Linked DNA regions of Homo sapiens: region 1 is linked to region 2. A link is an interaction called in ENCODE POLR2A ChIA-PET data of the cell type or tissue named here. Cell type or tissue: HepG2. All regions are shown on one strand. Links, peaks and the distances in the headings refer to the core of each region. The heading gives the core; the rest is flanking DNA.

Region 1 (7,147 bases), core at 1,203-6,202, 110 kb after region 2:
CCCAATCCTAACAAACCAATGATGTATTACGAAAAAGCAGACAAAACGCATGGCGTAGTGATGCTGGGACACTACCAGAAATAATAGGGTGTGAGAGGAGTGGATGCCATAGAATTAATGCAGAAGAAAAACAGATTGGAGCCCTCTAGCGGGGGGGCAAATAGTCCTCTAGTCCTCCGAGCTTCCACCATCTCCACCTCCATGGACAGCACTACATGGTGCCCAGCATTGACAATCACAGAGATGCCCGAATTATCAGGAACATGTTAAACTACCTGCTAGATCCTCTCAGAAGGCAGCCACGTGTAGGCTGGGTGCAGTGGCTCATGCCTGTAATCCCAGTACTTCGGGAGGCTGTGGCAGGTGGATCACTTGAGCCTAGGACTTTGAGACCAGCCTTGACAACATGGTGAAACCCTCTCTCTACAAAAAATACAAAAATTAGCTCGGCATGGTAGTACGTGCTTATGGTCTCAGCTACTCAAGAGGCTGAGGTGGGAGGATCACCTGAGCCTGGGAGGCAGAGGTTGCAGTGAGCCGTGATCACACCACTGCACTTCAGCCTGGAGCCTGGGTGACAGAGCAAGACCCTGTCTCAAGGAAAAAAAAAAGGGGGGCAGGGCAGCCAAGTGTATATAAGCTATTTAAAAACAAAAACAAAGTTTTAAAAATTATGTGTTTGTTCAAAAGGTTAAGATTTTCCCCAAGATATTCTCACAGTTTGTGCCCCTTCTTCTCAGGTCTTTGTTCATTTTTTGTGTGTTTTTGTGATGGAGTCTCGTTCTGTCACCCAGGCTGGAGTGCAGTGGCATGATCTCAGCTCACTGCAACCTCTGCCTCCTGGGTTCAAGTGATTCTTCTGCCTCAGCCTCCCCAGTAGCTGGGACTACAGTTGTGTGCCACCATGTCTAGCTAATTTTTCTATTTTCAGTAGAGACAGGGTTTCGCCATGTTGGCCAGGCTGGTCTTGAACTCCTGACCTCAAGTGATCCACCTGCCTTGGCCTCCCAGAGTGCTGGGATTACCGGCGTGAGCCACCGCACCCGACCTACAGGTCTTTGTTCAAATGTCACTTCCTGAACCCCTTGATTCAAATTGCAACCCCACCCCACTCCTAGCCACCCCACGCCCAAGCCCCTTTTCTTACCATATTTTTCTTTTTTCTTTTCTTTTTCTTTTTTTTTTTTTGAGATGGAGTCTCGCTCTGTCACCCAGGCTGGATTACAGTGGCATGATCCCGGCTCACTGCAAGCTCCGTCTCCCGGGTTCACGCCATTCTCCTGCCTCAGCCTCCCAAGTAGATGGGACCACAGGCACCCGCCACCACGCCTGGCTATTTTTTTTTTTTTTTTGTATTTTTTTAGTAGAGACGGGGTTTCACCATTTTAGCCAGGCTGGTCTCGATCTCTTGACCTCGTGATCCACCCACCTCAGCCTCCCAAAGTGCTGGGATTACAGGCGTGAGCCACCGCACCTGGCCTAACCATATTTTTTTATACCACTTATCACCTAATATAATATATAACCGAGTGGTTATTATCCATGTCTAGCATCCCCCAAAAATGTAAACTCCATGAGAGTAGACGTTGGTCTGTCTGTTTAGTTTCCTGCTGTGTTATGGGGAAACTGTGCGTCTGGCACCTATAGGCCTCCATTATTATTATGATGATGATTTATTTATTTATTTTTGAGATGGAGTCTTGCTCTGCCGCCCAGGCTGGAGTGCAGTGGCGCGATCTCGGCTCACTGCAAGTTCCGCCTCCCAGGTTCACACCATTCTCCTGCCTCAGCCTCCCAAGTAGCTGGGACTACAGTCTCCCACCACCACGCCCCGCTAATGTTTTGTATTTTTAGTAGAGACGGGGTTTCACCGCGTTAGCCAGGATGGTCTTGATCTCCTGACCTTGTGATCTGCCCTCCTCAGCCTCCCAAAGTGCTGGGATTACAGGCGTGAGTCACGGCGCCTGGCTATTACTATTATTATTATTTTTTTGAGAGAAAGTCTCACTCTGTCACCCAGGCTGGAGTGCAGTGGCGCGTCCTTGGCTCACTGCAACCTCCACCTCCCGGGTTCAAGTGATTCTTGTGCCTCAGCCTCCCAAGTAGCTAGGATTACAGGTGCTTGCCACTCTGCCTGGCTGATTTTTGTATTTTTAGTAGAGTCGGGGTTTCACCACGTTGGGCAGGCTGGTCTCAAACTCCTGACCTCAGGTGATCCACCCGCCTTGGCCTTCCAGAGTGCTGGGATTACAGGTGTGAGCCACCGCACCTGGCCAGGCGTTCGTTGTTGGATGAAAGCATGAGTGAATAAATTTAGTTATTTGGAAGACATATTTACATTGTTAAAAGTCATTCTATGGAAATACTGGCTAAGGGCACAACAATTATATGAGAATTTTTTAACACAGGGCATATTAATTCATTGGCAAGTATTTATCAAGGTCACACTCTATGCAGATGCTGTGCATTGGAGATTTGCTTATTTTGTTTCCACCCACACTTTTGAGTTCCTAAAGCCTTTACCAAGTATTCCACATGCAGAGTCACTGACACACTACACATCCATGCACACATGCACGTGCACACACACAGACACACACACAGACCTGACACTCTGGTTCCTTCTTATAGCCATGCTTCGATCTTATCAGCTCTCTTATGTAAAAGTTTGACAAGTCTGGTCTATGTCGCCTTCAGAAAATTCTTAGAAATAGGAAATGATTATATTGATTAGAAATGATAATGTTTTCCCAGGAGTGAGCCTAGAATCATTATTTAACCACCGTTTATTGTAATGTTGGAGGCAGACATTGGATCTTGAGGAGTACACTGGGCATAGAGCAAAAACTTGAGTCCTAGCCCTGGATCCATCATTTAAGAACTGAATGATTCTGGCAAGTGACTTAACCACAAATAGCTAGTTCAGAGGTCTTTTTTTTTTTTTTACAGGACTTTGTAAGTTATAAAGTGCTACACAATTTTAAGGAATCATCATTATTTTGTTGAAAAGTAAAATAATGTATGACACAGCACTAGAATTAGGGATGAGATCTTGGTGATTCATGACTCTTGATATGCATGGGTATCAGTCTTGCTATCTCAGACAACTTCTGATGGAATTTGCTGTGCAACCTTCACATTTACGACCTCAGTTTCATCATGTGCAAAACAAGGTTTCTACCTAGTTCCAGCATGCTGGGATGATTTCTCTGACTGATTACAACTGACAGGATCAGTAAGTCTGTAGCAGGAATTGGGATGGATTCCCGTTGGCCCTGAAGCCTGGCGTGATGTTTCTCTAAGCGTGAAACTAAACTTTCTTAATTCATGCCCTCATTCATTCATTCAATAAATATTTATTGAATATCAGTTGGTGGCAGAGGCTGTACTAGATGTTGGGAATAACAAACGGAAGAAGACAAAAGTCCCAGTACTATCAGTGATCAAAGTTGAGTCAGAGAGCAGATTTTTTTTTTTTTTTTTTTTTTTTTGAGGCGGAGTTTCGCTCTGTTGCCCAGGCTGGAGTACAGTGGCGCAATCTCGACTCACTGCAAGCTCCGCCTCCCGGGTTCATGCCGTTCTCCTGCCTCAGCCTCCCGAGTAGCTGGGACTGCAGGCGCATGCCACCACACCAGGCTAATTTTTTTGTATTTTTAGTAGAGACGGGGTTTCACCGTGTTGGCCAGGATGGTCTCGATCTCCTGACCTCGTGATCCGCCCACCTCGGCCCCCCAAAGTGCTGGGATTACAGGCGTGAGCCACCGCGGGTGTACACACTAGGAGCCGTGAGGAGAGAGGAGCAAGGTTCAGGGGCCCACAGAGGCAGGCTTGCTCACTTTGTCTAGGAGAAACAGATGGGGCTTTGCACGGAGAAAACGTTTCAGTGGGACATCAGAGGAGAGGTGGGAATTAGCCAGGCAGGGGTGGGAAACAGGCATGGAATAATGTAGGGAAAGAATGTGGGCACACCCTGGGGTATTTCACTTTGGCAGGTGCATTGGCTGTGTGCTAGGCACTGTAGATGAAAATGCATGAATATTCAAGGCACAGAAAGCAGAAAGGATGGAGCTGATGAGGACTGGATTGTAAAATGCTTGTAGGCCATAGTTAAAACCCTTTCATGGGGACGTGTAATGGTTAAGGGCACAGACTTACTGCATTGTTGAATGCAAAAGACTACAGAGCATGTTCCCTTTGTGTAAAACTATGTACCTACACCATTCAGTCGTTCAACAGATTAACAAATACTAACTATACAAAACACTGGGGATACAGAAGCAAGTAGGACAGAATCCCTATCTCTGGGCGAAACATACCAATAAAGTGTAACAAATGTTTGATTACAGGAACGCCAAGCAGGAAGACAAATCTGGAGGATTTGGGCCAGGAGGGAATGGGCCAGGGAAGACCTCCCAGGGGAGGTGACATGTTAAGCTGAATCTTTTTTTTTTGGTGGTGGTGGGGTTGGGGGGGCACGGACAGAGCCTTGCTCTGTCACTCAGGCTAGAGTGCAGTGGCACGATCTTGGCTCACTGCAAACTCCGCCTCCTGGGTTCAAGCGATTCTCCTGCCTCAGCCCCCGAGGTAGCTGGGACTACAGTTGTGCACCACGTCACCAGGCTTATTTTTTGTATTTTTAGTAGAGACAGGGTTTCACCATGTTGGCCAGGCTGGTCTCAAACTCCTAATCTCAGGTGATCTGCCTGCCTCAGTCTCCCAAAGTGCTGGGATTACAGGCATTAGCCACCGCGCCCGGCCATTAAGCTGAATCTTTAAGGGTGACTACGAACTGTCCGGGTGACTCTAGTAGGAAGTATTCTAAGCAGAAATACGGGTGAAGGCCTGGAGATCTGAGGAGGTAACTGAGACTTTATCATGGCTGCCATGCAGTGTTCCGGGTGGGGGTCTATGGTAAAGAGTTTGGGTTTCACCCCAAGGGAAGCTGTTGCTGGATTTTGAGCAGGTGAGCAGTATGATAAGCTTTGTATTTTGGATATGCATATCTATATCCATGTAATGCACATGTCTCACCTCATCAGCTTGGTGTGCAAAATAAAGACACCCTTCCTTAATACTCAAGTCATAATGCCCAGGAGCCCCCACCCATTCAAATTGGAGGGAGGATTATATCTCTGAGATTCACTTCTCCAGATATTTCTGAAGATTCGTCTATGAATCAGACCCTTCAGGCTTACCTTGGCTGCCACCTCCCAAAGAACATGAACTTGGCTGTGTCCTTGTAGGCTGACCCCTCCATCGATGACCTGCTTCTGCTGGCTGTGTCCAGGGTGGCCTCCCTGAAGCCACCGGAGCAGAGGCCTGGTATCTTCTCAGAGCAGCAGCCAACCAGGCAGCTGGAGGAAACCCCTGGTCTCTTTTGCAGCCAAGTGAGTGTCTTCAGGACTCTACTTGCTGCCTCTGTATTGGCTGGTGCAGGCCTATTTCACCTCAGTGTCTCCCCAAGAGAAAAGGGGAGACCCTCCTCCCATGTCACATTCAGAAGAGGCCTCCTAGTAACTGGCCTGTAACTGTGACAACTCTGGTGGATCTAGGCACATAAGCAGATAGCCATTCATCAGAAGGCATGACCAAATCATCACGTGGCCATGTCGGGAGAGGCTGTAAGCTCAGCTGCAGGCCCTGTCTGGAAGCAGTGTCCCCCTCTGACCTCAGGAGGGGACACAGCCATCCTCCTGTCCAAAGATCAGTCCCAATTTCTTTCACGGCTGTCCAGGGGGAGAGCTGTTCAGGAGGATAGAGACCATTATTACCCATGCCTCTTACTTGCCATCCACATTTTGGGAGGCTGGCTGCCTGCAGCTGTCAGGGCAGCTCCTTCCCATCACAGGAACCACGTTGAGCCTCCCAAGGCCGGTCCTGGGCCTGCCCCCTCCTCCCTCAGCCCTCAGACTGGCCTAATTCCCTGCCCAGGATTATCCACTTTTCAGAATGAGTGACAATAGAAGCATCCACTTCCTGCAGGGATGCAGTACCTCCCCCATAACCTCACAGCCGACTGACTTTGGCATATTTTGCATGATTTGGTAAATGGTATATATGCATAGAGAAACTTCTGGAGTGTTGTTTTCTCAAATTTTAATAGCAGTGTCTCTGGAACTCAGGAGTTTTTACAATCTTCATTGTACTTTACTATGATATTTGATTTTTTTTCATTATAACTGTGCATCATACTTATAGGAAAATAATTTAAGCCTTGGAATCAGATAGCCTTTGGCAAATCAGATCATCCATTTCCTTATCTATTAAGTGGGAAAAATAATATTTCACAAGGTTATTGAGAAAAAAATCAATGCCATTTTTATTTTCATTCCTCATAACTGACATAATTGCATATATACACATCGTGTGATTATATTGTATACCCTGGTGGGTTTCCTTAAAACAGATTCCATTTTCCCTTTCTCTTTATTTTCCCCTCCCTCCCCTTCTAGTCTGTTCCACTCATGTCATGGCTCCAGGCTGAACCTGGGCCCATGACACAACCCACACAACCATGTTGACAACCTTGAATGCACCTTCCAAGTTTTTTTTTTTTTCCTTTTTTTTTTTTTTTAGACAGAGTCTCTCTGTCACCCTGGCTAGAGTACAGTGGCGCAATCACGGCTCACTGCAGCCTTGATCTATCCAAGCCCAGGTGATCTTCCCACCTCAACTTCCTGAGTAGCTGGAACTACAGGCGTGAACCACGAAGCCCAGCTAATTTTTTAATTGTTTGTAGAGATGAGGGTCTCGCTTTGTTGCCCAGGCTGGTCTCAAACTCCTGGGCCTCAAGTGATCCTCCTGCCTTGGCCTCCCTCTTCCATGTTTTTTTCCATGGTAATTCAATAATAAAAGTATATAGCTATATTCCCACATATAAATGGTTTTTTGATCATTTTAAAAAAGAAATCGGCCAGGTGCAGTGGCTCACAACTGTAATCCCAGCACTTTGGGAGGCTGAGGCAGGTGGATCACCTGAGGTCAGGATTTTGAGATCAGCCTGACCAATATGGTGAAAGCCCATCTCTACTAAAAATACAAAAATTAGCTGGGGCGTGGTGGCAGGTGACGGTAGTCCCAGCTACTCAGGAGGCTGAGGGAGGAGAATTGCTTGAATCCGGGAGGCGGAGGTTGCAGTGAGCTGAGA
Region 2 (7,147 bases), core at 792-5,791:
TCTGATCAATCTACTTAAACTTTCAGCTCACTATTCCCTTCTGCTGCCAGCATATTACATATTAGCTCACCATCCCCTTCTGCTGCCAGCATATTCCATATTCCATTCTCTGTGTCATGTTTTTGCTTCATCGTACTTATTACCATCTTACATCCCATTTTTAACTTATTTATCACCTATTTCTCAGCACCAGAATATAAACCCAATGAAGTCAAGGATTTCTGTGTTTGGTTCAATGTTTAATCCCCATTGCCTAGTATAATGTCTGGCACATAATAACCTTTCAATAAATATCTGCTGAAAGAACAGATTTACTAAGTACTTGGCATGTGCCAGGCACTGTGTGTTTTGATACATATATTATCTTACTTAATCTTCATTCCCAGTGAGGTATTATTTCCCCATACTACAAATGGGAAATCTGAGGCACAGAGACATCAAACTGCCCAAGGGCTATATAGATAGTAAGCAGAATTAACTCAAGATGGATTAGAGACTTAAATGTAAGACCTAAAACCATAAAAACTCTAGAAGAAAACCTAGGCAATACCATTCAGGACACAAGCATGGGCAAAGACTTCATGACAAAAACACCAAAAGGAATGGCAACAAAGCCAAAACTGACAAATAGGATCTAATTAAACTAAAGAGCTTCTGCACAACAAAAGAAACTATCATCAGAGTGAACAGGCAACCTACAGAATGGGAGAAAATTTTTGCAATCTATCCAGCTGACAAAGGGCTAATAACCAGAATCTACAAGGAACTTAAACAAATTTACAAGAAAAAAACAAACAACTCCATCAAAAAGTGGGCAAAGGATATGAACAGACACCTCTCAAAAGAAGACATTTATGCAGCCAACAAACATGAAAAAAAGCTCATCATCACTGGTCATTAGAGAAATGCAAATCAAAACCAGAATGAGATACCACCTCATGCCAGTTAGAATGGCAATCATTAAAAAGTCAGGAAACAATAGATGCTGGAGAGGATGTGGAGAAATAGAACACCTTTATGCTGTTGGTGGGAGCGTAAATTAGTTAAACCACTGTGGAAGACAGTGTGGCAACTGCTCAAGGATATAGAACCAGAGGCCAGGCATGGTGGCTCACGCCTGTAAACCCAGCACTTTGGGAGGCTGAGGTGGGTGGATCACCTGAAGTCAGGCGTTCGAGACCAGCCTGGCCAACATGGTGAAACCCCGTTTCTACCAAAAATACAAAAATTAGCTTGGCATGGTGGTGCACACCTGTAATCCCAGGTACCTGGGAGACTGAGGCAGGAGAATGGCTTGAACCCGGGTGGCTGAGGCTGCAGCCAGCCAAGATCACGCCATTGCACTCCAGCCTGGGTGAAAAAAAAAAAAAAGATCTAGAACCAGAAATACCATTTGACCCAGCAATCCCATTACTGGGTATATACCCAAAGGATTATAAATCATTCTACTATGAAGACACATGCACACGTATGTTTATTGCAGCACTGTTCACAACAGCAAAGACTTGGAACCAACACAAATGCCCATCAGTGATAGACTGGATAAACAAAATGTGGCACATATACACCATGGAATACTATGCAGCCATAAAAAAGGATGAGTTCATGTCCTCTGCAGGGACATGGATGAAGCTGGAAACCATCACTCTCAGCAAATTAACACAGGAACAGAAAACCAAACACCGCAGGTTCCCACTCATAAGTGGGAGTTGAACAATGAGAACACGTGGACACAGGGAGTGGAACATCACACACCAGTGCCTGTCACGGGGTGAGGGGCTAGAGGAGGGATAGCATTAGGAGAAATGTAGATGACAGGTTGATGGGTGCAGCAAACCACCATGGCACACGTATACCTATGTAACAAACCTGCACGTTCCGTGCATGTATCCCAGAACTTAAAAGTATAATAATAATAATAATAATAATAATAATAATAATAATAATAATATTTAAAGGTAATCTGCAGGCAGAATCTATACTATTTCTACATATGTTATGTACACAATTAGGATGATTTTACCAAACAGGGCTAGATTACATCTGTCCACCCAGTATTCCATCCAGTTGGTGCTCCTTTTTACTCAGAGTATGCCAGTTTTTGTACAACAAATTATATAGTTACCCTATTCAGCGATGGAAGAAAGAAGAAGAAATCAAGCACCTTACCATTGTCTACAGGGTCCTAAATGATCTAGCCTATGTCCACCTTCCCGACTTAAATCTTGTCATTTTCTTCCCATTGTTCATACTTCAGACACACTTATCTTCTCTCAGTTCCTCTAATATAACGAAACTTTCCTCAGGATCTTTATGGGTACTGGAAAGGTATTTAAAAACCCATCATAGTACCTAATTCAACCTCTCCCATAAGGACACTACCTCCTTATCCATTCAGTTTAAATATAAAACTCCTCAAAGAGGTCTTCTCTGACCACCCTAACTGAACTAAGAACTCACTGTTCTCAACCATAGAACCCTATTTGTTTTCTTCCTGGTAGGTATCATAATTTGTAATTTTTGATGTTGTTTCTTTGTATTTATTGCCTGTCTCCCATAGTGGAATGTAAATTCAACAAGGATGGGGATTATGCATGCCTATTTTGTTCTCCATTATATCCCTAGTGCCAAGTACAATGCCAGCAATGGCAATAAAACAGGCACTCACTAAATATTTAATGACTCAATTAATATCTGCAAAAATTTATTTTAAAAGTGGCCACACCATCAATTTCCAGTTTTAAAAAAGATTCAGCAGCTAATATTTCTAGCTATCTTTTGTCAAATACTATCCACATGTACAGCTAATACTTATATTGATGAAAATAAGGTAAACCAAAGATATGCTGGTGTCTTCCCCAGAGCAGACAGGGAAGAACCATGACACTTATCAGATACTCTATAAAATGCAATAAAATTTTAGAAAATCATAAAATGCTACGCCTCTTTAATAGAGAAAGTTTTGCTCCCCCTCCAATAAAAGCCAGGTACAAAATTTTATTAGGGGAGTGGGTTTGAACAAATCACTAATGGAAAATACAAATAAGTCCCAGCATGACACAATACATTTGTATACTTATTACTCAGAATCATGCACTTCTGGCTATGATGAAGTAATTGGTACCAGCTAGCCCTCCCATTGTAAACAACCATCAAAAATGACAAAACACACAAGGCAACCGTATTCAGGTTTCGTAAAATAAACACAAGACTGTAATTCCTGAGAGAAGAGAAACTCACCAAGTCAACCCCATAATTGCCCAGAAACTCTGATAAAAGTCAATATTGCAACCAGTGTGCAGCATATAATTGCATGTTTCTGCTGAGTTGAGGAGGCAGAGATCAGAGTTTAAGACAAATGAAGCAGCTAAATTATTCTGGGCAGGACACTGGAAAGCAAGGAGAGGGAGATCCCTAGAAGTCACATGTGTGTACTTGGCTAAAGGCTGGGCTACCCAGAGAGAAAGCAGTCCAGGTTTATTAGAGACCAACTGCTTTGGGGTTATGGTAAAACATAAACACTGGAGGTTAAGTGGCATTGGAAGAACACAGGATTTCCAGACAAGCAAAAGTAGAGAAGGGCAGGTGTGGTGGCTCACGCCTGTAATCCCAGCACTTTGGGAAGCTGAGGCAGGAGGACTGCTTAAGCCCAAGAGTTTGAGACAGCCTAGGCAACAGTGAGACCCTGTCTCTTAAAAAAAAAAAAAAAAAAAAAAAAAAAAAGGTAGAGAAACCTGGCTAATTTCTTGGTCGTTCAGCTGACACATCTTATGAAAAAGAACCAGGCTCTAAAGTAAGACCTACTCTAGCACAAACCTAACAAAACCTAACATTAAACCCTAAAAGATCCAAAGGGAAACACAGTTTGGAGGTTGTACCCTACAAATTTAAAAGAACTTGGGGGCCGGGCGCAGTGGCTCACGCCTGTAATCCCTGCACTTTGGGAGGCTGAGGCGGGCAGATCATGAGGTCAGGAGATTGAGACCATCCTGGCTAACACGGTGAAACCCCGTCTGTACTAAAAATACAAAAAATTAGCCAGGCATGGTGGCGGGCACCTGTAGTCCCAGCTACTTGGGAGGCTGAGGCAGGAGAATGGCATGAACCCAGGAGGCGGAGCTTGCAGTGAGCGGAGATTGCGCCACTGCACTCCAGCCTGGGGGAAAGAGCGAGACCCCATCTCAAAAAAAAAAAAAAAAAAAAACTTGGGAAACATCTTGATCTTTCCACACATCTACATTTACAAAGTATAAAACAGCCTGCAAGAGTTAAGGATGAACAGCAAGTAACTGGACAGCCTATCAGAATGAAAATCAATAGTATTCAAAGAAAAATAACAAAACCCCAGAGTCTCTACCATACATCCACAAGGTACAGTATATAATTTAAAAATTACTAGATAGGCAAAAAGGAAAATGCGACTCATCATCAAGAAAAAAGCAGTCAATAGAAAATGGCCCCAAAAGATGTTAGATTCAACTGACAAATACTTAAAAATAGCTCTTATAAATATGTTCAAAGAACTAAGGGAAAATATATTAAAGAAATAAAATATAGTCTTAATGAGTGAATAGAAGTAAATATCAACAGAAAAATGGAAACTAGGCCGGGTGCAGTGGCTCACACCTGTGATCCCAGCACTTTGGGAGGCTGAGGTGAGCGGATCACTTGAGGTCAGGAGTTCGAGACCAGCCTGGCCAACATGGTGAAACCCCGTCTCTACTAAAAATACAAAAATTAGCCAGGCATGGTGGCATGTGCCTGTAATCTCAGCTACTCGGGAGGCTGAGGCAGGGGAATTGCTTAAACCTGGGAGGCAGGGGTTGCAGTGAGCCGAGATGGTGCCACTGCACTCCATGCACTCCAGTCTGGATGAGAGAGTATGACTCCATCTCAAAAAAAAAAAAAAAAAAAAAAAAAAGGAAACTATATGGAAGTCAGTGAACTTCAACACAAATCAATCTGAAAAATAAAGACAAAATGAATAAATGAAACTGAAGAGACTCAGGGGATTCCAATACCATTTTAAACAGTCTAAAATATGTGTAATTATAAATGGATTAAATACTCCAATTAATAAACATAAATTATAAAAACTGATTAAAAAGCAATTATAGTTCACATACTTATATATAATAATTATATATTGATATGGTTTGGATTTGTGCCCCCACCCAAATTTCAGGTCAAATTGTAATTCCCAGTGTTGGAGGGAAGGGCCTAGTGGGAGGTGACTGGATCACGGGGAGGGACTTCCCCCTTGTTGTTCTCCTGATAGTGAGTTCTCATGAGATCTGGTTGTTAAAAGTATATGGCATTCTCCCTCTTTGTTCTCGTCTTCCTTCTCTGGCCACGTAAGACGTGCTTGCTTCCCTTTCACCTTCTGCCATGATTGTAAATTTCCTGAGGCCTGCCCAGCCACGCTTCCTGTACGGCCTGCAGAACTGTGAGTCAATTAAACCTCTTTTATGAATTATCCAGTCTCTCAGGTAGTTCTTTACAGCAATGTGAGAACGGACTAATACATATATCTAATATACATATTATATATAAATATATACATAAGTTATATAGTTTAATTATGAGTTCAAATGAGTTGAAAACAAATGAATGGAGAAAGATCTACCATGCAAACTGCAAGGGTAAAAAAGTTGGTATATAAATAATAAAGCAGACTTCAAGGCAAAGAGTATTATAAGAGATAAGGTAATTTAGATAAAAGGGGTAATCCATTACGGAGGCATAACCATTCTAATTACGTATGCATCTTCAATAAATGAGCCTGAAAATTAATAACATAAAAACTAACAGGACTAAGAAAGAAACGGACAAATCTATACCTTCAGTTGGAAATATTAATACCCCATGGTCTTAGTTTAGGTTGTTCGGAGGTTGAATTACGCTCCAAGGTCACCCCGACCAAAATTTTTAATGCAGGGATAGTAGGCTAGGGACTCTCAGTATTTGATAGAACAAGCAAACAAAACATCAGTATGGATATAAAGAAAATATAGCCCAAAATAAAAACTGCCTAAACAAATTATAATTACAAAGATTATATTAATAGATTACATCACTTCTCATTTTAAAATATTTTGAAATTTGGGAGGTTAGCCTAGGCAGCTACAGTGGTGGAGGAGCAGGGGCTGGTATGCGCTGGGCAGCGAGAGCCTCATGGCGGAGGAAGACAGCGATCAAAAGGCCGAACGCCTCAGAGAAGAGCTTGTGGCCACTGTGGAGTCCCTGCTGGCCCTGTGGGGCTTAGAGCTGCGGGCGACGGCAGAGGCGGTGCTGGCAGCTGCAGTGGCGGCGTCACGATCAGCTGTCGGGGTTACTGCTGACGCTTCTGTCAGGTGGTTGAAGATTACGTTGGAAGATGGCAGGTCCCTTTGCCACAGCTTCAGGTTCTTCAGACTGTACTTTGTTGTTTTACAACAGCCAGTGCATCATTCCCAGATGAATGTGAGCACGTACAACATGTTTTGAGTAGCCTTGCTGTGAGTTTCTTCGAGTTGCTGCTGTTCTTTGGAAGAGGTGAGTTTTATGAAGAGCCCTTAAAGGATATTCTTGGATCATTCCAGGAATACCAGAATCACCTCCGCAGATATGGAAATGTGAATCTGGAACTGGTGACTCGAATCATTAGAGATGGCGGCCCATGGGAAGATCCAGTGTTGCAAGCTGTCCTTAAAGCTCAGCCAGCATCTCAGGAGATAGGTACTTTAGGAGATTCGAAATCAAACCAACATTTGTAATAAGCAAATACACTTTCATTTACTAACTAGAGCAGTAATAGTGATTTTTCTTCATTTTATAATACTGAATAATGGAGTGATGTATTCTCAAGTGAAAAGTGTTTGTTTTTCTAACCTGGCCCACAGTGATTTCTGACACCAGGTTTGGTACATTTATTTATCATAATAGAAATTCTGAGTGGTAACACATCTACCAGATGTTATTTACAGAAAGTGTATTTTTGTCACTTCAGTTATATTTTTAAAATCTGTTTAAGGAGGAACTTTTTTTTTTAAGAAACAAAAACTCTGCTTTTCATAAAAGCACATGGAATCTCCCTTCCCTTACACAGGAAACTCCATGAGGGCTGAAACTGAATTTTTGTCATACTACTGCATAGCCAGCCCAATGC

The links. Peaks named below come from ENCODE experiments on the same cell type or tissue, not always from the same donor. Only the 100,000 strongest peaks of a DNase experiment are listed, where the experiment ranks them.
Region 1: POLR2A ChIA-PET joins it to region 2 with 8 read pairs; 4 of 35 experiments call an interaction of 5 or more read pairs at or near these places.

What each region holds. Positions count from the first base shown.
Region 1 is chr2:11,359,903-11,367,049 of GRCh38, forward strand. It overlaps PPIAP60 (peptidylprolyl isomerase A pseudogene 60), which reads left to right. Exons shown (of 4, transcript XM_047446546.1): 3 at 5,244-5,387. Among named protein-coding and RNA genes, the nearest start is that of PPIAP60, 12 kb to the left of the region's middle. In HepG2, for the core only: no CTCF peak of the experiment used is centred there; DNase peaks (open chromatin) are centred at 3,439, 5,599 and 5,923; H3K4me3 peaks cover 3,489 bases.
Region 2 is chr2:11,251,034-11,258,180 of GRCh38, forward strand. The region is part of intron 3 of ROCK2 (Rho associated coiled-coil containing protein kinase 2); the gene reads right to left. Among named protein-coding and RNA genes, the nearest start is that of ROCK2, 90 kb to the right of the region's middle. RefSeq lists an enhancer at 6,248-6,767. In HepG2, for the core only: no CTCF peak of the experiment used is centred there; a DNase peak (open chromatin) is centred at 3,198.